Regions from separate parts of the Homo sapiens genome. Here region 1 is linked to region 2. The links are chromatin loops, found by intact Hi-C in ENCODE. Cell type or tissue: B cell. All regions are shown on one strand. Links, peaks and the distances in the headings refer to the core of each region. The heading gives the core; the rest is flanking DNA. Region 1 holds the start of NBEA (neurobeachin). Region 2 holds the start of RFC3 (replication factor C subunit 3).

Region 1 (15,294 bases), core at 2,638-10,637, 1.1 Mb before region 2:
TCTCAGACACTCACTTCTTTTCATACATATAACTACTTAAATATCCATGTTTAACATGGCTATCTTAGACACAATAGAAAGTGTACTTACCACCTTACCAGAGGGTGAAAAAAGACAAAGACAAATTACTGCATCTAACCTCAAGTCTGAAATTTTTGTGTTATGACAATATTCTTCTTGGTGGTACCTCAAACCTGACCAATTATATAGCTATATAATGAATTTAACTATAACTTCTAATTAATATACAATGGTAAAAGAACATTAAGAAACAATAACTGCACTTAGAAGACTGGAGAAGGTTAAAGAAACACCATGATAACTAATTTCAAAGCATAAACCATATATCATTGGTCAGAGTAACAAGAATTCCCTGTCCTTGCTAATGGAATTCCTTGGGTCGGCCAAAATGAACACATTCACTACCACTATATCTCAGAAGATCTCACTTATTAGCCTCCATAACGCAGATTTTCCTTCTAGCAGCTACACTGCTGGAGCTTAGAATTGCCTTAGAAGTAAAAGAATGCAGGCCTTTGTTTACCAGGCTTGAGGTTTCTCTAGAAGTATGGCTTCCTTAAACTTTGGTAAGTTTTTCGTCAATTTACTTAAGTAAAAGGAGTTGAATTCGCAACCAAAACAGGAGATCCTGTCAGGATCTTGTCAGCTTTTAAGTTTCAGTCTCATAGCAATAGGCCTTCCCAGTACTCTTATCCCCTTAACCGTCAGCTTAATGATCTTCCTTGAAGCAATGTGAAACAATAAACTGGGTGAGGAGGCACAGCTATTCTATCACTTGCTCCCTGGTTGCATCCTATTTTAAAGCTCTTCACAACTGGATTACTGTTACTTTGGTCAGAAGGCTGGCGTATACTGCATGCGAGGCTTGGGAGAAGCTTATCAGACAGAACTTTATTTGGTTCTCATTTAAACTCTTGGCTTTCCTCTTGCCAACTTTAGCACGGGGTAAAAACTTAGGCCTTTATGACCTACAAAGCTTTAATATTCTAATTCTCTGCTATCTTGGATGGCAGCTACAGGCAGAAAGAGCCTCTCTGCCTTGGAAAGGCTACATTTTCTTTCTGCTTTGCTTTCAAGCATGCTAACTTGGACCGAAGTTAACTGCTCTCTTAAAAGACATTGTATCAAAGACCCCAAAAAGTGACCAAAACATTCCAACATCCCTAAAATTCCAACCTCAGTAGTTCCATTGACAAAGATAACACAGGTGACAATTTAAACAGCTGCTCTGTAAAACGGAACTGCTAGAGGACCACAAAGTTCTCACTGCCTTCCACTCCATTTCAAAATCTAAGGTCTGTTTCCTACAATGTGTCATTTCCAGATACTAATGTCTATGTTACTGGGGATTCCTTCTATTTACAAGTGACAAAAAACCCAACTTACACTGATTTGAAATAAATAACAATAGTAAATTTTAAAGGAGATAATTTAATGGTTAGAAGATAATCACCACAGACATAAAGAACTCTAGGTTCTCCAACAGAATCATGAGGTTGTTTGCTTTACACCTGATCAAATTCTAAGACAGGGACCTACAACTCTTAAGAATTTACACATTCAGCATCCCCATCAGAAAGCCTTCCAGCACAATTCCTGGAACCTACTCTGGCTCGCTACCCTTGGGTTAAATGTTTGTCCCTGAACCAATCACCACAATTCTTGCCACACCTAGGTTAGATGTCTGACCCTCAAGGCAGGCAGTGGGGTAGACCCACCTAAACCAGCTGAACTACAAATGGGGAATAAGTGAGTCATCAAAGGAAAACTGAGGTACCACTACAAAGAGGTGACATGTACGCCAGACACACAAAAACAAGAGATGTCCACTATTCTTGGCAATATGACAAATGCTAACAATATTTTCTACAATTTCTCTTCAATGCATTACGTATTTTCTTTGTTAACAACATGACCTTGTTATGTGATTATATTTGATTATACATAAAAGTTTACTGAAAAGTTTTTACCAGATTCGAACTTACTAACAGATGCCAGTTCAAAATAACATCTACATATGCAGTAATGCCTACACAGTCAGGTAATATCATACACATTGAACACATATTTCTAGTTTGAGGAATAAGAAATACATAAAGTTTATATGAGTTGACTTTATATATGAGTTTATTTCAGGATCCTAAGTCTGGACCGTAATGTTGAACATAACTTCAGAAACTGACCATAATCATTACTGCCTAATACAGTGTCCTGCACACTACAAACGCACTTAACTTATCCAAGGCCTAGAAATACAAAAAATAAATATACATAAAATCAATTCCTGCCCTCATGGAGTTCACAGCCTAGGAAGGGAAACACACATAAATAACTGCAATGCTACAGGGTGATATGTGATGCCAAAGAGATATGCTGACATTGTATAAAGACAAGAAATGGAAAACCTGGAACTAATGCATAACAATATGTTCAGTATATAGTTAAAAAAAAAATGCAGGTGACTGAATTTTATAATACAGCTATACCAGTGACACAAAACGGGCACTGGGTCTGTTAGACCCAATAAATTATTTCACACTGTTTGGGAAAAGTATAGCAAAAGAATAAAGAACCTTGAGATATTTTTAATTAGCAGCATAGTATTTACCAAAAAGCAGCTAGCAATACACAAAACATTTATTTAAAATTAATATAACTTGATCGTTGACTGACCACAGAATATTTGCTGCCTTAGTGTCATTATGTGACTAAATTAATATTTCTAAGGAAAATCTCAAAACTCCTTAAGATATTGAAACCTCGAGCATTTACATATGAATCCTGAATTTTATTTTCCATACCCAATCATGAGAATAAAATACAACTCAAATTAATATGAAAAGGCTTATATATCAACATAAATTAAAATGCAGGAAATTATTTTAATATAAATGTGGTTTTATTAGTATTAAGGACCTCCATGATTCTAAGATGCAACTGTATATTTTTTAAATAAATATAATTCAAATGCAGAAGACACCTTGTTTGTAAAATTCTAAATATCTTTAAAATGAAAATTATGACTATCAAGCTGCAAATTTAAAAAAACTCTAAGGAAGAAGAGTTACTGCCATATTCAAGTACAAAAAAAAAAAAAACCTTAAAGTTACCCTTTTAACAAAAATACCATGATCCATAAGCCAAGATGAGAGAAATTTGGTAAACCACAAATCCCTTCAAAGCATCTTATTAGGCTTCCAGTTCAGCCAACAGCATGCCACTTAGAATGTAAAAAAAAAAAAAAATCAGAGGAAATATCATTTTCTACAACTGGACACACTGATATAACTCACTGTAACTCATGAAAAAAAACTACAAATCCATGAAAAAATTTCATGAAAAAATTTCATGAATTCAGTTATTCATAAAAAATTTGTCTATAATTAAATTCCATAATTATAATCATAGAATTATACTATACACATAAGAAAGCCATTCCAAAAAAATTATGAATTCTTTCACTAAGTAAATATTAATCCTCTATTATAAACATATTTTTCTAGAAATTTATGTTTATAAAAGAAACTTCCATGTTATAAGCAACAATAACACGATACTTACATAGCTTTTACTTCAAATATGGATAAAGCTTATATAAACATATGTTAAGTGTGTTTACAAAAGAAGTAATAGATTAGGTAGTACGCCAGTTTTACAACTGAAAACAATCAACAAAATCTCTTCTCTGTAGTTAAATTCTCTTATATTGCCACTTTAAATAATTCCTCCAGAAGCCAAACTTTGTTAACGATCAGTTTCTTTCATTAGTAGAGCTACAATGCAAAATCCTTGACAATGCACTCTGACTGTAACTTTATTCACAAACTAATTTACCTACCTTCCTAACATTATCCATTCCATATTTCACTGTTTTAAGTCAACTATAACATCATTATACAAAATACATACATCTCTAATAAAAATGACTAATTTTATATCATATCACATTGGTGATTCCTCACCAAACTCCCACAATCCACCTAGTAGTAAAAATAGGTCTCTAGACCTTTGGGAAACAAAGCAGAAAAATTACAGCCACCGCTCTGTTGAAGAAGTCCTACACTTTAGTGCATGCTTAAAACTTCACTCTGCCCAGCTTTTAATTCTTTGGCCAAGGCATGTGAGAAACAGCACCTAAAAACCAAGTATTTATGAGTATCCTTACATAGGAAGAAAAAATAAACAGGAAAAAGAAAGAAAAATATACTGACAAAGGCGACTGAGACAAAGGTATTGTTTAAGGTAGAAACTCCTCTTTTTTTTGAAGTTTCATTAGTTCTCCTTTCTTTTCTGTCATTCAGGGCACAGTAATAGGTATTTCACTATTTCACCTTACATTTTTATTTAATGTGTTAAACTAAAACTGAAAATTTTAAAAAATCATTTTAGATTTAATATTAAAGGTTTCCAAACTCTAACGAGTCACTGAGTGTCCTATATGAATTTTATTGGTTTACTTACTAAATAAATAGAATTAAGTTTGATAATCAGTTTTTTAAATGCCCATGACTTCCACATATTTTTGAGAATCCACTTAAATTTTCATATGACATTTTCATGAGTGTATTGGACAATAAAGCCCTAAATCTACAGTTCAAGAAAATTACACTTCAAATGACTAATTTATACTCCACAATTAATATAATTAACAACTTAGTAATAAACAGCTCCTTTTGTCATTTATTCTTTTCTCCAAAAGTTTCTATTTAAAAATCTATTGCATTCTTTAAATACATACAAAGAAATTTTAAACCTAACTCTTTAAATTCCAAATATCATTGCAGTTACAAAATCTTAGGTAGATTTGGGGATATACTATCTCAGTATTACTTTATTTCTAGTGACTCTAAGCTTAATGGTAAAGTTCTCTAAAATAACGTCTGCATACTGAAACTTCATGTCAGATTTTCATTGCTCTGAAGAGTTAAATTTCTTTTTTATCTCAAGAGAAACATTTCACTTCCTTTCTTAGTCTACCGTATATCTAAAAAACCCCATCTGTTAAGAACTGATTCAGCACACATTGCTACTGCTGCAGAGTCCAAACTGGTTATACATTCAAATCAGTTTCCAGGTTGTGAAAGCTCTACTGCCTCTTACCAGGTTAAAATGTATTAAGTAAGCATAGGAATACTTACTAAAATAGCCTAATATAATCTAACTTAAAAATGATATTGGTTAGATCAAAACTGCAACTAAAAATGTGTTCCTTTAAATTACAGAAATACAGTTACCTGCTAACATACTAACAGTTTGAGATTTATCTTCTTTTAAAAAGAAATGGCAAGTACTGACCTCTTATTTGCAGCTAGTTAAAATTAAAACTCAAGAAAACTGTATTTCTAGTAGTGTTCTGAAAAGAACTTGGTTATATCAACTTAGTGACATTCCCTCAAACTTACACTGACTTTTCATGATGATTTATTTGAAAGGTACAAAAAAGTAAAAAGAGGTGTTTTGTTTTAAACAGCAATGAATATAACAAAGACAGATAATCTCCTTTGACCTGACACACTAGCAAAAGGAAAAAAACAGCTTCAACTTTTCTGTGCATTTACGAGGTTCATAAACCGTAGACATTATCTAATGCATGTCTCAGGACACCACTGATGTAGCTGCAGCTTTCTCTCAGTTTTCCAATAGAGTAAGTAAAAATAATTGCTTAGCTGAAAAATGACTGCATGGGTGTTACAAAGTACCCCTGTAAGCATATTGTTATATTCCTGTGACCCCACACCAAATACAATACTCAACTGATTGCTCTCGATTTATGTCTTGCCTCCCAAAGCCCAACCTTACAGTATGTCAAAGACTAGATCTATTGCAGAGAAAACTGTTTAAAAAGCTTGGCTGCATTTAAAAACAAAACAAAACAAAACAAAACCTCCATTTACAAAGCACTAAATATGAACTACTGTTAATTATCCTCAATGTATGATTCTCCTCTCCTTCTTTCCATTTCTTTCCCTGACATCTTAAACGCTTCTGAGCCTCTCTGTAGATAGCGCAAAACATTAAGTCATACACACTTCTGCAGTAACTCTTTCTTACCATGAAAGGAACCAAAACCTAGGGCTGCGTTTAAAACCTTTCCTTTAGTCTTTACCCACATGCCACACTACTGAAAGTAACCACAGAAATCAACCTGTGTGATTTGGTGTCCTCACACACCTTGTGTGCACAAAAAATGACTAAGAGATCAGTATATTCAGGGCAATATTACAAAGAAGGGACGGCTGCTTCTGAGATGGAGGGGGATGGATACAGACACAACACTCTCCATCATGGCCTTGGAATATTTAAAGACAGATGCAAAACTGCATCATTTTCTGTCTCCTTCGAAAACATCACACCCCAGCTGCTCAAGTTGGAAGCTAATGCGCTTCTCACATTTCAGCAGCACGGGGGAATTTAGGCTCCAGGGGCAAGGCTGTCATCCTCGGAGAGCGACACCAAGGACAATTAAGTGTGAGAAAAAGAACCCCAGAGAACAGGAGGCCTCCTCACCTCCTAACTAAACTCTAAAGTCGACCCAAAACCTTCACCGCGGGTACTGGGTTACTCGCGGTCCTAAAAAGTGAGAAGAAGCGGTGTTAAGTTGGGCACTGCGCTCAGGTGGCAGGAGAGGACCAGAAAGAGGAGAGGAGGGAGGTGGCGTGGCTCTAGCAGCGCGCAGGCAGGTCACCCGCTGGGCAATACCGGCTGAACGCTCTGCGCTCCCAGGGACGCGCGGCGCGTGTGACCCTGGGGGTGAAGGGTGGGAGGGAAAGGCGCTGGGGACGGTGTATGTGGGGACTGGGGAAGCAGATTGAGAGCACGCCTTTTCCTTACCAGGTTGAGCACCGTCTCCACGATGTCCCTGTTGCTGACCTCTCCGACCTGTATGAGTCCAATCAACACTGCGAATTTCATCCGGATGTTGCGGATCGGCACCGAAGGGTTAATCATCCCCGCGGGGAGCATCACCGAGCCGGAGCCGGACGCCCCCCTTAGCTCCCCCATCCCGCTGCCCCCGGTGCCGCCACCACCGCTGCCCCCGCCGCCTCCGCCAGCGGCCCCGACGGCAATGAGCCCCACGGGCTGAGGCTCGAGCCCCGGGCCCGGGCCCGGCTTCTCGCTAGCCATTGGCCCCCCTCCTGAGGAGAAGGGAAGAGCAGCGGCGCTGCCGCCGCCGGTACCGTTATACCTGCCTCGGCCCCCGCCCCCCGGCCGTCGCCTCGGAGCCCCAGCATCCACCAGCGCCGCGGCGCCGGGCCCGCTCCCCGCCTGCGCCTCAGCCCGGCCCGCTCCGGCGCTCTCCCCCGCGGAGGCGGCGGGGGATCCGCAGGCTTATTCTCGGCGGTGGCGGTACCGCTAACCGCTGCCGGGCAAGCGGCTGTGCCCGCCCAGCAGGTGTGCCGCTGCCGCTGCCGCTGCCGCCGCCGCTGCCTCTGCTCTCTCCCTCTCCCGGTCTGTCCGGCCCGGCCCGCCCCCCGCGGAGATGCTGCAGCCGCTCCGAGAAGCCCGAGGACGCGAGCAGCTGGCCACGACGCTGGCCGGTGCTGAAGCTCAGGCTGTGGCCGATGCTATTGACGCTGCTGCCGCCGCTGCTACGGCCACCACTGTTGTTGTGAAGCCCCGACGCCGCCGCTCACTCCGCCATGTTGCCGCCCCCTGCCTGCGGTAGCAGCCACTGCGCCTGCGCACAGCCTCCGGGGGGGCGGAGCCCTCGGTGCACCCCCTCTTTTGCCCTGCCCTCCTTCTCTTCCCACCCACCCACCCCGACACCCCTCGTCCCTCCCCCAACCACCCCGAACGGATAGACAGGTGAGCAGGTGCATGGGGACTGCTGCCAGACACTGGGGCAAGCTGGCAGAGGCGGGGCGGGTAGTGGCTTCCTTGTGGTTTTTCCCTTGAGGGCGGATTCTCCCTTTGGGGAAGGACACAGTGTGCATGTCTTGCCTTCGCTGCCACCTCCTCCTTCTCTCAATATCCTCTTGCTGGGAGGAGGTTCCTCATCTCAGTTGTTGCATCCAGCTGCTGCTACTGCCAGTGCCACGTGCCTTGTAAGGTAGGGGAGTGGCAGACGACCTCTTTCTGCCCCTCCTCGCCCTTCCTCGCAGTCCTGTCCGCCTGCCCTCCCTAGAATTTCCCAAAGAAAAAGTGGCTGGCAAAGCAGAAACAAACGCGCGGGGGGGCGGGGGGGCGATCCTGCATTGTCGGGGGAAGAATACAGACGGAGTGTAATGGTGCTTTTTCTACAGCCATGAAAGAGGCTGACACCTGCACACTCAGGCACGACTTAAAATAGAACTTGTCAAACAGTGATCCTCTCTGGATCAAGCTCGGAACAACAAACAGCTCTTGAACTCGCCTCCCAGCCTAAAAAGACTGCAGTGTGTGACACTGTGGGGTAGTTTGGTGGGAACGACAAATCCCACACTTTCAAAATCCTGACAATCCTCAGGTATGATGCCAATTATTAATGTTTCCTTTTTTCACAGGCACGTACAATTCAGAGGACTTTCGAAATTATCTAAAAACATGGGTGATTCTCACTGCCAGCCTTGTCTGTGAGAAAAGTACATATCTATGTCTGCACAGATACGAGACAAAAAATAAACCTTTAATTTTTAAAAATTAAAATGTACACAGTAATCTTGCTGTTAGTATTGAATTAAAACTAAATAGGCATGACTGTTCCTTGAAAGGAATGATATAATTTTCTTTAATATTTCATGAGGTCTTCCCTTTTCAATAAAGATTATTGCAAGTCACCAGAAATATTAGGTATCTTGAGGTATATTCAGATCGTTTTAATTGTCCTCTCAAATGAAAAAGGTCAATATACAAATCCACCATAATCAGTTTTGTTATTATTCATATTTAATTGGACCTGCCAGTCAAGTTAACTCCCAGGATATGGGAACACGGTAAAATTCTAAGTACCACAGGTTATAAAAAAGTTCCTCAAAACCAGTACTTAGGATGAATTCTTGGTTGCATGTCTGTTTGTTTAAACTTGCACCAAAGTGATTGAATTGTTAAAGTAGTTAAGCAAACACTTCTGAAAGCAGTGGTAACTAGCATGTCCATTTAAATTAAATGGCAATTGAATTATAAAATGCTAGAATGCTTGAAACTGTACGGGAAATTTACAAAACATACAAGTCATAATAGTATGACTTGAGATATACTATATAATTGAAAAATCCTGTAACGTTTATATCCTTCTACTACATTTTTGTCTGTCCCAAGTGAGTATCATCTGCTTTTAAGAGTACTGTTTCATTTGCAAATTTAAAATGATATCTTTGTAAAATACATAAATCTAGACTGAAAGGTTGTCACACTAAGTTTTTTTACCCACTGTGCATATATCTATATGGCAGCAGGTTCTACCTTTTGCTATTTTTAGACTTCTTGCATGAGTACTTTGAGAGACAGTGACAACCTGAACTTTCTATTTCCTTTCTGAATGAATAGCTTAACATCATTTTTAACATTTCCATTTTGATTTTTCTTGTATTTTTTCTTAAGTAGTATGTATATGCAGTTGGTTGTATTTTTCTGCTCATTTTTCTTAGTGAAGATAGTGAGTGGGTAAAGATAATATCACCATTTCTAAGTAGGAAAACTCCACTTCTTTTGCCTACTTAATTCAATTTCAGAGATATTTAAAAGAGCTTACCAATTAAAAATCTTTCTCCAGTAGACAATCAGCTCCTCGCAGGCGCTATGATACTGTGGAAAGTGCATGATTCTTTGAGTCATAGTTACAACTTACTACCTTTGCAGTCTACTCAAGCTATTTGAGTTTCAGTCTCCTGGTTCCTTAAGTAGGAATGATAATATGTGTTTCATAGGGAAGTAAGAATTCCATAAAATAATTTCAGCTGAGCAGCTAGCATATAGTCAATGTGTCTTTGTGTCCTTAGTATACAGGCATGTGTGTTGCATGACCTATAAACACATGTAATACCAATTATAACCACATACAAGTCTGCATAATTGCACAGTTATATGTCTTCCATACCATCCCAAAAGCATAAAGTTCAGAAAAGTCAACAGGTCTATTTCTTTTTGGCCTACAAAACCTTTTCCCGGAAAATGTGCAAATAACTTTACATTTACATTAACAATATTTTGAAAGAAAAGCTACATAATAATAGAAGATACCCAATATGTATATTTTTAAATCTCCAGATTAAAAAATATATTTTATGTGGTGAATATTAATTTTGTATGCATTTTTGCATACCCATACTTCCTAAGGACAATCATTCAAAGATAAGAAACCTGTGAATCTGAGTTTCAGGAAGCAATATTGCAGAGAGGTTGAGAAGTCATGCCCCAGATTCAATGGAAGCTGGATTTAGATTCTAGTTCCACCACCACTTATATGTGTGATGTTGGGAAAATGACTTTAGCTTCAAAGCTTCAGTTTACTCAACCCAAAGTAAGGATGATAATACTACTTTATAGGATTAAAGGAGCTAATACATTTAACGTACTTAATGTAGTAGTAAGTGGCAATCAATAATGTTTCCCTTCATTGGCTGCCGGAAAATACCCACAGTTATTTTGTGTCATTATTTTTGGGTTTTTTTTTTTTTTGCACCTACCTTGCCTGACATAATTTACATTGAATAAATATGTTCAAAAATGAATGGATGGAAACAGCCGTTCTCCACACTATTCCCGTTTCCTTCACCTGTTCTTTAAAGAACACATTTCTTGCTTTCCTCTAAACTTTATCTGAACAGAATACTCCAAATTCAATGTGGGTTTAGACCTGTATAAAACAGAGGGAAATTCTTACCTCACCCTCAACCTTTAGCAATATAGCTCCTGTTAATGTTGCCCCAAATCAAATTAGATCTGTTTGGTTTGTTTTGGTTTTGGATTTTTTTCTTAACATGACACTAATGATTCGTGTAATGTAGTAATGATTCACATTTGGCACGTAGTAGGTTCTCAAATAATTTTGGTTCCATTCTCCTCTCATATTGAAATTATTATCACCATTAAATTAGTTACAGATCTGCCCATTCTTCCTGGTAATAGGTCTCGCATTCATCCCACTTTTTTCATCCTCACTGCAGCCACCCTGATTCAGATCCCAGTCACTTCATACCTGGTCTCCTCTTTTCCACACTCACTCTTCTCCAGTCCATCCTTACATGGGTAATCTTCGTAAAGGTCCATCTTGATGGACAGATTAGACCATCAGGATTAATTAGGATTAATAAAGAGTTTTACTTTATTAATCACAATAGCTTCTGCATGAAATAATTATCGACCTGAAAAACTAAGGCGTTTTCTTTTGTTATTACTGTTTTTTTAGCAGCAGCATATCTACAATTTGTAGCTTTACATGTAGATTTTGAGATATAAGTACAAAATTGAACATATCAATTTAAATTTAAATTTTATTTTAAGGCCAGGCATGGTGGTCCATGCTTGTAATCCCAACACTTCGGGAGGCCAAGGCAGGTGGGTCACTTGAGGTCAGGTGTTGAAGATCAGCCTGGAAAACACGGTGAAACCCCATCTCTACTAAAAATACAAAAACTAGCCAGGTGTGGTGGTGGCCACCTGTAATTCCAGCTACTCAGGAGGCTGAGGCAGGAGGATCAGTTGAACCCGGGAAGCAGAAGTTGCAGTGAGCAGAGATCATGCCACTGCACTCTAGCCTGGGCAAGAAACCAAGACTCTGTTTCAAAACAAAAAAAAAAGATTATTTAATACAAATTTTCTATTTAATTATCCATTAAATTTCATCTGCTAGGAATTTCTTAATCCTGATTATATCATGCAAATAATTTATTGTCTTATTAGTCTATGTGTAAATTTGGGAGCATTCCTTCTATACCTCCATTCAAATGTTGATTGAACAGGATGAAAACAGCTCAGCAGTCACCAGTATCACTCTGCTTGAATCAATTCACGTTTTTCAAACTGTGGGTCCCATCCTAATAGGGAGTCATGAAATTGATTTAGTGGGTTGCAACCAACAGGGTTTTTTTTAAATGAAATGAATAGAAACACACATAATGAGAAATTTCAAAATCTATTTTGTAAGGGTAAGTACCATTTTATAAGATCTGCTTTAATTACACACACGTACATAAAAATACATATGTATGTTTACTAGGTAATGATGTAATATGTATTTCTTACTGCAAATTGTAGTCAAAAAGTTTGAAAACTGATTTAAGTTGTTTATAAGCACCTGTTTAGCATACTCCTTCAATAATAAATTAGCTACCATAGTGTGCTGATAACTAGCACACATATTCCTCTGGCTTTACCAAAGGATACCGTAAGGGACCTTGACAACTGTCTAGCTGCAGTCTGGATACTCTCTGTTTCTGTATCTGAGCAAAATTAAATGAAAATATATTGATGTGAAGTATTATTACTTGCTTTGGAGATATTAAGCTACTTGCTATGGATTTTCGAGAATTAACCTCACCCTGCCTTTAGCACTTCAATCCTCTGGCACTCCTAGTTCTCTATGACTCCTCAAAGACCATTGAGAGTTGTTCAGTGATCTAGTTTTCAGATTGTTTTAGGATCAGTGGATGCAATTTGTCCTGCCTTGGGGACTTGAATTCATTTAGCCTCTCTAGGTGTCTATTTAGAATTTCTTCATCAAACTTAAATGTCAGTTTCTTCCAACTACCACTACTTCTTTTACCTTTTTTGCTCCACTAATTTTCCTCTTAAAGAGGGAACACAAACACAAAATAGAAATTCTATATTTGTATCCTAAGTTGACCCAATTTGGGAATGGTTAAAATGTTGAAGCTTACCAACCAATACATATTTGTATGCCAAAAATTAAACTAATTGAAATGAGTGATTCTGAATCTTTCATTTAGGAAAAGATTGTGTTGAGACATGGAAAATTATCAGCAAGTAATTTTAAAATGTCAAATGGTACTGAAATAATAAGTATTCTGGAATCATAAATGAACTAGATATCATACAAGCAGCCTAATGCAAACATGTACCCGTAAACATCACATAAATATGCATACAAATGCACCATGCACACATACTTATTCACCATTAAATTGTCATACCTCTGCCCATTCTTCGTGGGAGTGGGTCTAGCATTCATCTCATTTTTTTCATTCTCACTGCAGTCATCCTGATTTAGATTCTAGTCACTTCATACCTGGTCTCCTTGTTTCCACACTCACTCTTCTCCAGTTCATCCTTACATGGTAGTCTTCCTAACGTTCCACCTTGATGGACAGATTAGTGGTCCAGGATTTTACTGTATTCATCACAATAGCTTCTACATACATGCACTGCATCTGTGAAAACATCACCAGTAATTCTCTTTGCCTAAGAAATTAAGTCCTATCGGTACCAAAGACACTTCATACTTTAGCTTATTTGCTAGTTTTATCTCATTCTCTTCCACAGGAACCCTATACCACAGATCCCAACCCTTCTCAGTGTGTACAACTCTTTTTATCATTAAAAAAATTATAGACTGTTAGACTCCTACCTGACAGATGTATTCCTTTAATATCCATTAATTGAGAAAATTTACAGTGATGAACTGCTACTTTCAAGTTAATAATGCTATTTAAATAATTTTCACTTAAAAAATCACACATCTACATATATTTGAAATACATATACACACCATTTTGGGTTGAATTGTGTCCACCAAAAAGATACATCCAGGTTCTAACCTCAAGTACCTGTGAATGTGACCTTAAGATGAGATAATGGAGTGGAGTGGGCCCTTCACCAAATATGTCCATGTCCTCATAAAAAGAGAGGAGACACACAGAGGGAAGATGATGTAAAGACAGGGAAGGAGGCTATGTAAAGATATAGGCAGAGATTGGAGTTAAGCAGCTGCAAGCTGAGAAAAGCAAAGGATTGCGGGAACCACCAGAAGCGAGGAAGAGGCAAGGCAGGATTCTTCTCTAGAGCCTCCAGAGACAGCATGAGCCTGCTGATGCCTTGTTTTCTGATTTCTGGCTTCCAGAACGATGACAGAATAAATTTCTGTTGTTTTAAGCCCTGTAGTTTGCGGTGCTTTGTTACTGCAGCCCTAAGAAACGAATTCACCTGCATGTGTTTAACTTTTATTCTGTCCACAAACAATACCTGATGTATGTAAGTATTCATGGATCACTTTGAATAATTCCGAAGTCCCCAGGTGGGAAAACAGGGCTTCAGCCAACATGAATTTCTCTCTATCCCCAATTAATGTACTGTGCTTTCCTCCTTTAGTGCCTTACTCATTTTCTTGCTTCTGTCCACAGCCCTATCCTTCTCATCTCCCCTACTGAAGTTCTTGCCAGTGGAAGTGCCGTTTTCATGAATATATTCATGTTCCCACCCAGATGAAAGTGATCTAAGGCAAGGCGCGGTGGCTTACGCCTGTAATCCCAGCACTTTTGGAGGCCGAGGCAGGCGGATCACGAGGTCAGGAGATTGAGACCATCCTGGCTAGCACAGTGAAACCCATCTCTACTAAAAAATACAAAAAATGAAAAACAAAAAATTAGCAGGGCGTGGTGGCCGGCGCCTGTAGTCCCAGCTACTTGGGAGGCTGAGGCAGGAGAATGGCGCGAACCCGGGAGGTGGAGATTGCAGTGAGCCAAGATCGGGTCCCTGCACTCCAGCCTGGGCGACAAAGTGAGATGTCGTCTCAAAAAAAAGAAAAAAAAGAAAGTGATCTAAAACACTGTACCCAATTCCACTTTTAAAAAAATATTTTTCTTTCAGATAGCATAGGTTGACAAATTTTCACTTAAATAGTTTCCCTCTTCTCTGCCTCCTTTGCCAAGAGTAAGAAATTCATGTTAATATATGTAGTCAACTACACAACTCCTTCAGTGAAATTCAAAAAGAAAGAAAAACTATATAAAAAATGTTTTCACACTAACAAACTTTGAGCAGTAAATTTCTTTTAGTTTTGCGCAGACATCTATTTTACCATAGTTGCCATTGTAGTTGGTATACATAGGCTAGAGAAAGAAAAGTATGTTAAAGAAAGGAGTTTATTTAATTTTTACTGGCTGCTTAATTGTTTAAAATTGTAGCTGTCACACACTGATTATCTCTTTTCTGCCACACACTTTTATATGTGTTATTTCTAAATCCTTACCATAGTTCTTCAAGTAAGTTATTATCCCCATACTAGGACACTGGTCTAAAGAGAGGTTCAGTCAGTTTTGTGAAGTCACACTTAAGGAAGTGACACAATTAGGATTTGATCCTAGTTGTGACTGGCTGAAGCCACAGCTCTACTCCTAT
Region 2 (15,294 bases), core at 3,848-11,847:
ACTCTTTGAAACAGAAATTCAATCCCTAGTCCTCTTCCACATCCCCAAAATAGCAAAGATCTAAGAGAGAACAAACAAAGAGAAGTCTGCTCCCAGCACTAGAATGAAACTGATTCAGAGACTCAGTAAAGCGATGAGATAAGCAAATTGAGTTTAAGACACAAAGTCAAAACTCCGTAAACTGATGACTTATTATAGGTATTGAGCTGTCATTTACACCAATATTATTGCTTTGGCACTTCAGTCAAAGACCTCTCAAGCCAAGAGAAGTCAATTTAGGCTGATTCAATGTTAATTTCAATCACCCCAAAAGCAATCGGCTTATTCTCCAATTGCTTATCTATGCTTCAGAAGAACTCACGATGAGAAAAACAGGTCAAAGCAGTTAACTTTATTTTCTCAAAGAGCCACTAAGTTTTCCCAAGTCACTACTATTATTATAGATCAATATACCTACAGTGTTGCTCTTACGATCATTTTCCTAGCCAAGAATCCAAAACATTCTCCATTTGTATCTGGAATTAACATTCCCTTTGTTTCTTTGATCAAACCCATTCCCAACAACCTTATTTCTCTTAGTTTTCTTTGAGATGCCTAGAGAAAATAATAAAACCTATCTGTTAGGGTTGTTTTAAGGATTAAATGTAATAATACAGGTAAAGCTTCTCACAAAGTGCCTGCTACTGAAAACAAGATACACATTAGCTTGTAATGGTATTCCTCCTGCTCCATTCGGTCTCCTCCCTCTCCCTGAAATGGATGTTCACTCTTGCCTCTATGTCACTGCCCATGTTGAATATGACTGACAATATCCTCAATTCTGTTCTCCTTTAAGAACTCATACAGCCCCACAGATCATAGCAGCTTACCCAATTTAGCTCCCAGAATCATTTCTACACCACTTAATGCTTAATAGCTATTGCATGAATTTTCAACGCCTCTCCAACAAGTTCCTAATTCTTATTACTGCATGATATAGAGAATAAAGATATTGGTTGGTGAACTATTATAATACCTCTAATCAAGAAATTTAAACAAAGAGAGTGACAAAGAAAGATTTGGCAACCCAAAGTCAATTTCTGAAATATTTACTCCAAACACTGTAAACTTTTTAGACACACTGCTCATCAGTAATGAATGAGCCAACATAATTAACAAAAATTTACTGACAATACAATGTACTGTGTGTACATCAATGAGCTCCCTAGAGCTAGAAAAGGTAAATACATTGTTGAAATTATTTGACACAGAAGGCAAAACAGGAAGGGCTCTAGGATTCCCATTTCAAGCAGGGCAGCTCCACTTTAGTCTGTTTTATAAACTGTGCTTCCACACGTATCAATTTATTTCAAAAAAGGGTTTCAATCTTTTAAAAAAAGAAAGCCCAAAACCAATTTCTTTAAAAATACTTAATTTCTATATAGTAGTAACTTACCTAGGATTAACTTCAAGGTGGTAGTTACTTGCAATGGTGCTAATTTCAATTTTTTTTTTAGATGGAGTCTGTGGACAAAGAAAAAGATATTTTTAACATTTATTTATTGCCTATTTCCCCACTCTTTTGTATTTTCATTGGTTTTCCTTTTATTACACAAAGTAAAACTTGAGATAACCACCATTCATGTTTTAACTTTGTTAATCCCACTCTTTTCTCAATGTGCAGATAAACATGTTTTTATATAAATTGGGTCAATCACACATCCTGTTTCATTGTGACTACTTTTTTCTTTTCCTTATCTCCAGAAATCCCCAAACCAAATCTGTATACCATCTGAAACACAGATCATTGCAAACGATCTGTTCCTTTCAGTCTTTCCCATGTTAACACAAAAATAAACATACACAAATGTATTTTCATGGAGTGTCAATGTTTCTTGTAAAAAATAAAAATTAAAAAAAGGAAATCATACACGTCTCTGTGTTTTGCTTTTCCTACTTAATATATCTTGGCAATCCCTCTCAGACAATTGGCACAGTGTTATAGTCACACACCAACCTATGGCATGGATGTTGCAAAGCTGGTCATACTGATGGACATTTTGTTTTCTGAACTCAAACAATTCCACAATTAATATCTCTGTACATATGTTGCATATACTGCTTTCATTTCTATGTAAGAGATTCCCAGTTTTCTGGATTGAAGGGAATGTGTTTTCTAACTTTAATATAATACATGTGTGTGTATGTGTGTATGTATTGACCAGTCTGCTTCATAAAACAGTTTAACAATTCACTTTTCCACTGGCAACACTCTTCCCCAACATTCCCCATCTACAGTAGGTTTTATCATGCCTTTCAATTTTTCAGTTTGGTGAGTATATAATAGACTCACACTGCTTGACTATCACAAAGGTCAAACATCCTTACATGTGTTTAATGCCTCTTATATTTTTCTCCTGTGACTATTTGTTACAGAAGAATCTATTTTTCAGTTTTCTACCAGATTGTCTTTCTGTTGCCAATTTGTAAAAATCTCTTATTTACACAGTCCTTTCAAATTTTTGTGACAATCTTTTTCTATTGATTTTATGTATAATTTCTGTCATAGCAATTTTTCAAATTCATATATCCAGGTATCTACTTTTCTTCTATAGTTTCCATGTTTTCCTACAAAAGGTTTTATTGACCCAGGAGCAATTCATATAGTCTAAAAAATTTTAATCGAAGATATTTAGTGTTTCATTTTAAGTCTTTAATTCATCTGGAATTTATCTCTATAAATTGTATGTCATAGGGACTCAACTTCGTTTTCTCTGGATAGATAACTAGCTATGATGACACACTGCTGGCTTATCCTCTTCCACTGATTTGAAATAGCACCTCTATCACATTTCTAAGCTCTCTTTCCAGTTTCACTTGTCTAATTCTCTATTTTCATGCCAATATAATACTGTTTTATTTACAATAGACATACAATATGATTTACTACACATTAACACAAGCCCTACTTCACTAATCTTTTTTCATAATTACTTTAGCTAGTCTCAGAAATGTACCGTTCCATATGGACGGACTTTAAGATCATTTCATACAATTGTAACAACCACTTGAATTTTAATTAGAATTTCATAGAAATTTATAGTGTCACCTGGGGCAAACAGATAATTTAAAATATTAAGCCACCCATCTGGGAAGATGCTGCAACATTCCATTTGACTGGCTGTTTATTGTCCCTCTATAAGATATTAGTTTCTTCTGACACATCCACACCATTTTTGTTAAATTTGTCCCTATATATTTATACGAATTTCCACAACATACAACCAGCATCTCAAACTCAATGTATCTAAATATATGCTAATCAACATTAGCCTAAAACCCAGTTACCTTCCTGAAGATTCTGTTTATAGCACTACCATCCACACTCAGCATATGATTTTTTCAATGCCTAATATGTAAAGACATTTTACCAGAAGATATGAAGGATATGAAAATGAATATATGTTCTCGACATACAGTCAAAACAAATACAATCTTTTCAAAGTAAAAGATGTATAAACTACTACAACCAAAGCAAAACAAAATAAGTACTATTAAAAGTACAAACTACAAGTTGTAGAAGAAAAGTTAATTCTAATGGGGTATGAAAAGGAAGGATACATTTCAGCTAGATCTTAAACATCATCCATAATGGAAGAGCATAAGAATGTGCTACACGGTATGCAGCTGGACATCTTGGCAAGGGCAAGATCACAGAAAGCCTCTCAACTTCCCAGAGTTGCAGGCCTCCTTTCCCAGTCAGTCAGTTGCCCACTCTTTACCAAGTCACTTGATACCATGTTTAACATTTTTCTCAAAATCATTCTCTTTCTTTCCATCCCCACTACTGCTCTCAGAAAAATGAAGTCTGGAAACCTGAGTTCTAATTTCAGCTAAGACATTGTCTTATTAGGTAATCTGAAATTAATCTCACCCTCTACATTTTACCCCAAACCCTCTGTTGCTCTTATTTCCTATCTAACATAAATGGCTTTGCTCTGGTTATAACAGATCCATATCAGTAGCTCTCAAATCCTGTGCCCCAAGACTACCTGTGGAATTCTTATTTAAATCATACATTAGGAAGCAACTGAGTTGGGGGGACATACATGACCAAGACTGAAAGTCCCCGCTATAAATTACTTTCAGGGCCTCAAAGTGAAATGCTTACTGTGATGGTCTGATGTTCAATTCTCAATTTTTCCACTCCAACACCATAAAGTTCACGTAGAATACACATAATTCTTGTCTTTTTTCCAGCACCTGATGGTCCGTACACTAACAGATGAGGAAAGTCACCACACTGCACCTGAAAAAAAAGAACAAGGCATTTTTCCCTAGTCAAACTGAACTGCTCTAGGTAGAACCAAACTACTTTTTAAGTAACAAATATTTTATGTGTCTACCCATGAAACTCCCAGTTCATGAGTAGATACACCCAATTTTTTATATATGTGTAAAACTTGGAGTTTCATGGGTAGATACACAAAATATTGTGTATCTTTTATATATATATATATATATATAAATATATATATGCTGAAAAGTTTACTATTCGCCTGACACTAATTTTGTATAACTTATATACGTGACAGCACATGCAAGATACAAAACTAAATGCTAGAAAGCGGGAACTCCCAAACCTGACTATCAGAATCTCCTAGAAAACTTTTTAAAATAAAGGACTGACTAATGAACAGACCCTATCATCCATGAGATTAGGATTCTGTAACTCTGAGATTCAGGCCTTTCTTACTTCGGACTATTAGAAACAGTCCCTGTGATAACAATTCAGTGCATTTGGTTTCTTTGGGAGGTTACTTGTGAGATAAAGGAAAACTTCATAGGAGAGTGGGGATGCGAAACAGGGAAAGGAAGGCAGCCAGTAAGAGTGTGTTGTCAAGTTGAATGGCTCTAGGTATCTGTGTTTGATCCTGCTAGGGAAACTCTTAAAGCCAACATAAACACCCACCAGAGTGTTAACCCACCCAAAGGGTGGGGAAGCTGCCGTATGATTATCTCTGATGAGTTCTTTCTTGAAGCCTGCTTAGAAAAGTGGATGGGGGAAAAGAAAGAGCATTAATTCCAGGCATTTCAAATCTACTATGGGTGTCACAGAGAGAAAAGCCCTCAGGCAAAGTACAGATGTACAAAGTTAGAAGTCAGAAGTCAGTCTGTGTGCACTTAAAAGCAAGAGGACTGGGTAGGGCACTAACAGTATCTGCTGATGATGAGTTTTGCAAAAGCTTTTCGGGTGTTTCTGATGATCAGTCTGGTTTGGGAACCAGTGCTATGAAGGCTATAAAGATGAGTGGGTGACAGACCTTAGCCTCGGGAGCATAAAGTCTTGTAAGGTGAAGTTCTGTAAATAACCATTATTGAAAAAATGGAATACGTATCTTAAGAGAAGCGCTTATTGCAATGAATTTTAATACTTTGTAAACTCATCCATCTCTGTCACTAAAAAGTCCCAAGGAAAAGAACTATTCAATCTAATATACTGCCTGGAAAATGGCAAGTGTCCCACAGACACTTACTGCCTTGTTTTTTCAACTTCAATCTAATCAAAAATAAGGGTTATGCTTTAAATGTTTCATAGTTTGATTAAGCTGCAAATAAAAGAGTAAACAGGTGAACATTTCTTAAAAGCAAATTTAACACATAAGACCATTATATTAAATTCATGTCCAAAATATACATTCCAAATTCTGTACAACAAAATGTGGCCACAGAAAATAAAATGTATTCTATCACTAGGAAAACTGAAGACAAAGCTATTGACGGAAAATGTAATTTGTCTATAAATGATGGATACTGCAGTAATCAATTTATTTTAAATTAGTATACATGCAGTATCAATAAAGAGACCAAAAAAAAACCTTCAATGTCACAACACTATCAACTAGTCTAATGATTTTTACGTGTACAATCTTTTCTTATTATTTCTTATTTTTAAGACGCACTTAATTAAATAGTATCTGTAAATCTAAGAAAGGTCGGAAGGGAAAACCAGGGTATTGGGCAAAAACGTTTCCATCAGCATCATATATTAATTTGAGTTCCTTAAAAGGAGTGGATAAATGTCTTCCACAGACACTTTATTCTCCTAAAGATCCTTCTTTACTCTCTACTCCCTGGAAGATTCAGTTCGTTCTCACAAAATATTGCCATTGGGCACTTTTATCAACTACAACAGACAAAGAGGCATCAGGATAGAGGGGAGAGGATCTTTCACAAAGCTCTAATCTCAGCCACGCACGGTGGCCCACGCCTGTAATCCCAGCACTTTGGGAGGCCGAGGCAGGCGGATCACCTGAGGTCAGGAGTTCGAGACCAGCCTGGCCAACGTGGTGAAACCCCGTCTCTACTGAAAAATACAAAAATTAGCTGTGCGTGGTGGCGGGCGCCTGTAATCCCAGCTACTCGGGAGGCTGAGGCAGGAGAATCGCTTGAACCCGTGAGGCGGAGGTTGCAGTGAGCCGAGACCGCGCCATTGCATTCCAGCCTGGGCGACAACAGCTAAACTCCGTCTCAAAAAAAAAAAAAAAAAAAAAAAAAACTAATCTCAGGAACGTCCTAATACAATTTATTTGAGAATTAGAAACGATCTTTGGAGTAAATACATATTTACAACACTTTACTTGTAAATGACAATGACATCGAGAAATCTTAAGCCAGCTAGAAAGTAAATCACATGGTGTCATCTCCGCTCAAAATGCTCCAACGGCTTCTCGTCTTATTCTGAGACTGACTGGGTCTGCACTCCAACTCCATCCCAACACATACACCCATCTCCGATTACCCTTCCCGCTGGTTCACCACTATCGGCTACGCCGGCCTCCTGAGGTTCTTAGAACATGCCGTGCACATCCCTGCCCGGGAATTTTGCACTTGCTGTCCCCTCTTACCTGTTCCACTCTTTGCTCGGATTTCTGTATTTATGACTTTTCAATTTCCTTCAAGTCTCGGCTCAGATGCCACTTCTCAGTGGAGCTTTTCTTGTTTAAAAATACAAGCCAGCCTCCCACACCTCTTCCCCCTTCCCTGTGTTATTTTTCTCCATAGCACTTATCACCTTCCAATGCGGGCGGGAGAAGCACTGCTCCTCAGGGGGGCGCGAAACCCCGAGCCGGGGGGCCTCCCCTCTCCCACGCTCCCGGCCCCCGCAGACTCACCAGGTTCCGCAGCTGGGCCGCCTGCTCCTTGTGATAGTCCAGCCGTCCCAAGGAGCAGGGCCGATACTTGTCCACCCAGAGGCTCATGGCAGCTCGAGTTCCCGGGGGCCTACGCTTGAAAATCCCGCGCGAGCGCGCGTCCTCCCCACAACGCAGAGACAAGTTTTCCCGCGAGCTCCAAATCTCGTGACGTCACTACCGGTCGCGGCCGCGTAAATGATTTTGGACGGAAAGGCTACGGGGGCCGTGTGCAGACAAAATCAGCTGCCGCGTCGATGCCCTCTAGTTCTGAAGTTCACTGCTTTATTTATTTTCTCTTTGTTCGCACCGTCTATTATATTCTAGAAATTATCAAGCGGAATTGAAAATGTGGTTCTGACCCTTTTGGCGTCACATCCAGATACCTCAGAGAAGACCGTTCCTTTCATTTATTCATTCTTTCATTCACTTAATTCATTCAACAAAAATTTACTAAATATCTGCTAGGTGTGGAACTCTGTCCTCGGCACTAGAATATATACATCTCAGGGTTTCACTCACTTGGCAGGTACCCAGTAAAGCTTCATTGGATGAATCGCTTGAAAATGTCTGATCTTCACTATCCTTTGTTACCTCTATTCCTCAATATTCTTATTGGATTAGAAACAAAAGAATCAAGAGCATGGAAAAACTACCCAAATGTGGTCTGTAGGGGAGAAGACACGAGGTTAATATGCATTCTAAGTCTAGAATATTTGAAAGCCCTCCAATTAAAATGTGTAGAAGCATCTGAACCCCTCAGAAAAATATTCTGCATATGAAGTTGATATGCAACTTTTGAAGTTCTCTTCAAATAGTGCCTCTCAAAATGCACTTTACTCATTGTACATAATATTAATTCCTTATTTAATTTATGCTTTTATTTTATGTATTATTAAGAACCCTAAGTCCTGCCATTTGATTGCAAGGTCTTACAGGCAGGAAATGATTTCCAAATATACTTAATAACCTTTCACCAAGGTGCCTCTTACTCATTTATTAATCAATAATTTATCATGTTCTTCTATGAATCGTCATATTACATGAATTACTCCTGCAGGTAAGGTATTATCCACACCACCAAGTATAAGATTTAATCCCTGTTCTCGAGAAACTTTCTATAATAAGCCTGGAAGGCTTCTGCCTCAGGGCCTTTGCAATTACTGTTTCCTCTTCCTGGACTATGTTTCTCCAGTCAGCAGAGTTGGGTCCCTCATTTCCTTCAGGATGTTGGCTCAAGTATTATCTCCTCACTGAGGCTTCCCTGACCACCCTATTTAATATTGCAAAAAAGCTTCATCTTCTTTATGCTTCTCTCCTTTGGAATTGAAATGGAGGAAGTGTTTGAAATGAGAAGGTAAAGGAAATCAGAAGCAGGGATACTGAATTGTGGTCTATGTGTATATCATAATCATAATGAATGATAATGGAAATAAGTACTGAGAGGAATAAAGAGAAGAACCAAGTGCTAGAATGATCAATAATTTGGCAAGAGTGACCACAGGCATGACAGACAACTTCAATAAGGAGCAGTGGTTGATGGTCTCTACCGTGAAGACATGTCTCTACCATTGAAGCACATGAAGACATGTGCTTCAATATTGTTGGGGGTTCTGAGGAAGGAGAAATAGTGTGGTGACCCAGGAAGTCCAGTTAAATTTGAATTTCAGAAGCTTTTTCATATGTCTATGGCAAAATTTATTACAAATGATTTTTTTTCTCATATAAGTATGTCCCTGGCAATATTTGAAATTGTAATAAATATTGCCAGGGACATACTTATATGAGAAAAAAAATCAGCCTTTATCTGAAATTCAAATGTAACCAGGGCCCTGTATTTATCTAGCAATTTTACTCCAGACTCTTGAATATATAGGATATGAGAAATTGCTACAGAGGAAGTAAAGTCCTCGGGGTTGGTAAACTACAGCTGCAATCACTTTAATGTTTAATGACTCTGGCCCTCAGGTATCTTAGCTCTTTTTTTTTTTCTTGAGATGGAGTCCCAGTCTGTCTCCCAGGCTGGAGTGCAGTGATGCGATCTCGGCTCACTGCAACCTCCACCTCCTGGGTTCAAGCGATCCTCCCACCTCAGCCTCCCATGTAGCTAGGGTTACAGTTGTGCACCACCACGCCCAGCTAATTTTTTGTATTTTTAGTAGAGACAGGGTTTTACCATGTTGACCAGGCTGGTCTCGAACTCCTGAGCTCAGGCAAGCCAGCTGCCTCGGCCTCCCAAAGTGCTGGGATTACAGTAGCGAGCCACCACGCCCGGCAATCATATAGTAATTGTAAGTTTAATTTTTTGAGTAACTGCCATACCGTTTTCCACAGTGGCTGCACCACTTTACATTCCCATGAGCAATGCAAAAAGATTCCAATTTCTCCACATCTTCACCAACCAACAACCTTTTTAAATTTTAGTCATTCTGGCAGGTTTACAGAGAAATCTCATTATGATTTTAATTTCCCTAATGATAAATGATGTTGAGCATCTTATTAATTATTAGAATATTCTTTTGTAAAGTGACTATTCAAATATTTTGCCTATTTTTATTAGATTGTTTGTCTTTTTCTTATTAATTTCTTTCCTTTTCATGCATGTATTTTAAATAATCTTTTTCCTACATGTGGCTTGGCTTTAATCTCTGTTAATGGTGTCTTTTGATAAATAGTTCTTAAGTTAAATATAGTTCAGCTTGTACTGTTTTACAAAATCTTTACCTACTCCAAAGTCTTGAAGATGTTCTTCTGTGAGTTTTTCTTCAAGTTTTATGGTTTTGCTCTCACATTTAGATTTTAAATCCACTGGAATTTTTTTTTTGTATGCCTCCATACAAAAAAAAAAGTCTAAAAGGTCAAGGTACATTTTTTTCCATGTGGATATCCAGTTACACCAGCAGTGTTTATTAAAAAGACCTTTATTCACTGTACTGTAGGGTCACCTTGTCATAAATCATGTGACCTTGTATGTGTGGATTTGTTGCCGAACTCCCTGTTTTGTTCCATCAATCTATTTGTCTATCTATGCACAGGTACCAGACTGTCTTGATTACTATAGCCTTATAATAGGTCTTGGTTTCTGGTAGTTTGACTTCTATTCTTATTCAAGATTATCTTTGCCAGTTTTTGTCCTCTGCATTTTCATATAAATGTTAGAATCAGCTTGTTAATGTTGCAGAAATCTTGGCTGAGTTTCTGTTTGGTATGGCTAGTTACAGGGAGTTAAGTCCATGTCTGAACTTTGTGGATTTCACCTTGTTGATCTTCAAAATCATAAAACATAAATTGTTCCACTTGAGCATATTACAAACCACCTATTTTACTGATGCTTTTATATACGCAACTACAATTCTAAAACCAAAAAAAAAACACTTTACTTTCTGTATGATTTAACTGTGATATATATTTAACACATCTTCAATTACCCTTGCTACCTTCTTAAAAGGTAATATGTTAAAACTGAAAATACTCATTCATAGGCATTTAAAAGGAAATTTTATTTTAAGTGAAATGGCATGAAAAAACAATTAAAACTTTAAAAACACAAAATGTGATTAAATATCCTAGGGGTAAAAAGATAGGGTCTTTATTCCTTCGGGGCTTTGTTTCTCTCATCGCTGATGTTATTATCATCTTGATGTTTGAAATATGACTAATCTATGGCCTGTGAGAGACAAACCTTGAACACGGGAGATCCCACAGTGGAGCAAAGTGAGAGGATGACCCAGGCGACAAAGACAGAACAAGCTTGGAAAACCACCAGTCCAGGCAGAAGCAGGAGGATTACTGTCTTCAAGAAGATAAAATTAATACCTGATATGCTTGCACATACTGAGATGAGATTTACTCCTATAGAAAAGAGTTTAGTAATAAATTAGCAAGGTGTGTGTTAAACACTAAGTCAAAGACAAAACAAGACAATTACTAATAGCAGAGTACATAAAAGGTACAGAGTTGTTCCTCCGTGTTAATGAGGAATTGATTCCAGAACCTCTACAGATCACCAAATCCATGGATGTTCAAATTCCTTATATAAAATGATGTAGTATCTGCATATAGTCTACACACATCATCTTGTATACTTTAAATTATCTCTAAATTACTTACAATAAGTAATGTAAAGAAAATGCTATGTAAATAGTTGTTATTGTTTTTTATTTGTATTATTTATTGTTGGTTTGTTATTTTTTGTTGTTGTTTTCTGAATATTTTCAATCTATGTTCGGTTGAATCTGTGGATGTGGAACTGGGATATATGGAGGGCTAACTACATAAGGAATAGATAATACATGAGAAAGGAAATTTTATAGCATTAAAATATGCTCAACTGTGAATAATATTTACATAATCCAAATAATGTAAACATTATGGGCTGGGCATGGTGGCTTACATCTGTAATCCTAGCACTTTGGGAGGCCAGGAATTTGAGACCAGCCTGACCAACATGGTGCAACCCTGTCTCTACTAAAAACACAAAAATTAGCCAGGCAAGGTGCCGTATGCCTGTAATTCCAGCTACTCAGGAGGCAGAGGCAGGAGTATCACTTGAACCCGGTGTATCACTTGAACCCGGTGGAGGTTGCAGTGAGCCGAGATCATGCCACTGCACTCCAGCCTGGGTGACAGAGCAAGACTCGGTTTCAAAAAAAAAAAAAAAATTGTGTATTTCCCTATGAAGAAATTATAATATAAAAATAGGGGGAAATGAGAGGAAAGGAAGTGTGTACAGTTGTGAGAATGGAATTGTATGAGAGGTGAGACCTCATCTCCACAGAAGGAAATTGACAGCTAAACAAGCAAAATCAAGAAGTAGTAGTATTAGCATGTTATTAAGAAACATGGAATTGATGCCAGAATACACATGTGTGCATGCACACACGCACATACACACGCACACAAAAAGAGTTGAAAGTGTTTTCTGGGCCGGGTGCAGTGGCTCACGCCTGTAATTCCAGCACTTTGTGAGGCCGAGGCAGGTGGATCACCTGAGGTCAGGAGTTCAAGACCAGCCTGGCCAACATGGTGAAACCCTGTCTCTACTAAGAATAAAAAATTAGCCAGACGTGGTGGCGGGCGCCTGTAATCCCAGCTACTCAGGAGGCTGAGGCAGGAGAATCGCTTAAACCCAGGAGGCAGAGGCTGCAGTGAGCCAAGATCGTGCCACTGCATTCCAGCCTGGGTGACAGAGTGAGACTTCGTCTCAAAAATAAATAAATAAATAAATAAATAAATAAATAAGAACGTGTTTTCTCTGGGAAGCAGACATGAAGTGTCAGGGCAGAGACCAGGGGCAGAGGATGTCATTTTTTACAACAAGACTTGTGGAAAGTTTTGACTCTTTTACTTTGATAAAAGTGAAAGGTAAGTAAAAAATTTTTAAAAAAGATTAATTCAATGTGAATCCCATGAAAATACTAGTCTCTACTACCACACATATTAAAGTTATTTATTTCAATGTTCATAACAAGATTTCTAGAGGACTCACCTACCTATTCAAGGAAGTCAGGAAAGATTTTTTTGAGGAAGTAACACTTAGAATGAGGCTGGAGCAGTAGAATAGGCCAGAAGGAGAGATGGAGAGTGTATCTTAGGATAAAGGACCAAAAACAGCATAGTTCTGAATGGGGAAGTGGCTGGACTTCTACCTTAAGACTTGCAGGACCTGAGAGCAGTGCCCATGGAGGAGGAAGGAGGAGATGGGGTGGCAGGCCAATGAAGAGACATGTCGGGCACTCTTCTAGGTTTTAGTAAGGATTTTCTGGTCTTCCTTTGGAGTTTCCTCATGTTACCTCACAGGTAATGTAACAGGATTTAGCCATTTTTTCCCAGCTTCAACATTCTACAATTCTAAAACTCTGAGCAGTTTTCCCAGGGATTTTGCGTGGGATTTTGTAATAAAAATCTCTCTGCCTGGACTCAGGAGAAGTTTCCACCCTGGCCCAGGCTTTGTCCTTGCCTCTTTGATTAACTTTGGGCCAGTCCCTTTTTCCACTAGGTCTGAAAGGACTCATCTGCAAAATGCAAGGTGGCTCTAGATAACCTCTACGTGCCCTTCAAGCTCTCACACTATCACTTTGCTATTATTCTCTGTGCCTTTGCCGAAAAGAATATCCAGTTCTTTAAAATATTCACACTTTTATGTGAAACTCCTACCTTGCCCAGGATCTTTAACAATTGCTTAACATTCCAATTTTTTAGATATTTCTATAAAATGGAATAGCTATACCAATAAATGCTAGTTTTAGCAAATGGGACGTGTAGACAATTGGTCTAAGATGAAGGACCATCAAATATTATTTCAATCACTTTTTTACAAATATATAATTTGATTTCTTTCTCTTAGAAATTAATAATTACAATGCTAATTTTATTGTAAACTTGATAATTTTAGAAGCATAATGCTTTTATTATAATCAGCAGCTCATTGACTAGTCAATTATTTGATGATTTTTCTGATTCCCATATATCTTCTGCATCCTTTTTTAATGAAATGTTTCTTTATTATTATTACCACTAACTTATATTCTGAAATACTTCAGCCTTTCAGTGTTATGGAACAATCTGGCTTGATTTAGATGGATCTTTGTTTATTCCGTGGGTAAACTGGACAGGAAAAAGCCATTCACTCACCTCCCGATTACTAGACAGCTGAGGCCTAGTAATGTGCTTAACACTGAAAATAGAAATAATAGTAAGTTTCACGTACCAATAACAAAAGAACTTTAACTTAGATCTCTATTAATAATTAAATGATATGAATTTTTACTCTAGGCATTCAAACTGAAATCTAGTAGGATGAGAACACAGATATGGAGAAATGGAGTCATTTGGGATTTGACAGAATCACAGCAACATGAGCATAATAGGACCATTCCCACTTGACTTTTTAGTCCACTGTCTCACCACTGAGCCACTGTGCAAGTCCCTGACTGACAAATATTTAACTATTACTTGTGTTAATGGCTAATGCCAGACAGTGAGTAACCACCTCCAAGTTACATTTGCTGCTTTTTCTACAATACTCGAGTTGGAAATTGTTCTACTTTTTTTCTGGTTATAAGGCAACAAATGTTCGTTACGGAAAAATTGAAGGAGAAAAAAGAGACAGGTATATATTTATCTATATTTATATTTTTTAATTTATTTTCTATTTTTTGAGACAAAGTCTCCCTGTGTTGCCCAGGCTGGAGTGCAGTGGCACGATCTCAGCTCACTGCAACCTCTGTCTCCCAGATTCAAATGATTCTCCTGCCTCAGCCTCCAGAGTAGCTGGGATTACAGGCATGCACCACCATGCCCAGCTAATTTTTTATTTTTAGTAGAGACGGGATTTTGCCATGTTGGCCAGATTGGTCTTGAACTCTTGACCTCAAGTGATCCACCTGCCTCGGCCTCCCAAAGTGTTGGGATTACAGGCATGAGCCACTGTGCCCGGCACTTTATATTTATATTTTAACCTGCAGAATCTCTAATGCAGTTAAGTTAGCTTGAGTCCCATATTTGCTTATATATATGATAAAGAAATCTGGGATTCCAGTATCATTGCTATTGGATTTCCAGAGTAAGAAATCACTGAATCTATAATGAATGATTGAATAATGAATATATGTCTATAATGAATATATGATCATTTGTATAATGATATATAAAAATGATGAATATATAATTCTATAATGAATCTATGATCATTTTCAACAATATTTCTGTCCAGCAACCTAGGCACTATACCAAAACAACTTTTATCTGCTTAAATTGCTGCTACACACTCTATGTTACTTTTTCATTTTGTTGGAATTTGAGTAACTATATTGCTGTCTCTGGGATTAAAAGAAAAATTTACTTTTAGATTATCTAAAATCATATTCCTTCAGATTTACACATTGTTCTCTGTCAGTTGTAATATGCCCTTTGTATCAAACTCCCTGCAAAAAGTCAGAACCTGAAGCTTTTAAATCCCTTGGTTTCTATAATTACCTCTTGTTTAGAGTTGCTTTCATAATTTTGCTTGCTTTCATATTTTGTTGCTATTACTGTTTATAACTGCCTCCTACCACATATATAATAGTAACAATACTCTCTCAATCACCTTTCTTCTGTAAAAATTCAAAATAATACATAT

The links. A loop is a pair of places that touch in the nucleus more often than their neighbours do. Peaks named below come from ENCODE experiments on the same cell type or tissue, not always from the same donor. Only the 100,000 strongest peaks of a DNase experiment are listed, where the experiment ranks them.
Region 1: it touches region 2 in a loop (6-fold over the local background); 3 of 110 quality-filtered maps call a loop at or near these places.

The regions. Positions count from the first base shown.
Region 1 is chr13:34,934,673-34,949,966 of GRCh38, reverse strand. NBEA (neurobeachin) reads right to left here and starts at 7,697. Exons shown (of 59, transcript NM_001385012.1): 1 at 6,853-7,697. The coding sequence starts at 7,146. It overlaps LOC124903231 (a long non-coding RNA gene), which reads left to right and starts at 7,777. Exons shown (of 2, transcript XR_007063908.1): 1 at 7,777-7,827; 2 at 8,265-8,646. RefSeq lists silencers at 6,057-6,146, 7,206-7,325, 7,766-7,835 and enhancers at 8,006-8,115, 14,524-15,033. In B cell, for the core only: a CTCF peak has its summit at 7,493; DNase peaks (open chromatin) are centred at 6,726 and 7,666; H3K4me3 peaks cover 2,247 bases; H3K27ac peaks cover 998 bases; H3K27me3 peaks cover 751 bases.
Region 2 is chr13:33,810,126-33,825,419 of GRCh38, reverse strand. It overlaps RFC3 (replication factor C subunit 3), which reads right to left and starts at 7,271. Exons shown (of 9, transcript NM_002915.4): 1 at 7,155-7,271; 2 at 4,151-4,288; 3 at 1,436-1,503. The coding sequence starts at 7,241. In B cell, for the core only: no CTCF peak of the experiment used is centred there; a DNase peak (open chromatin) is centred at 7,299; H3K4me3 peaks cover 1,910 bases; H3K27ac peaks cover 1,043 bases.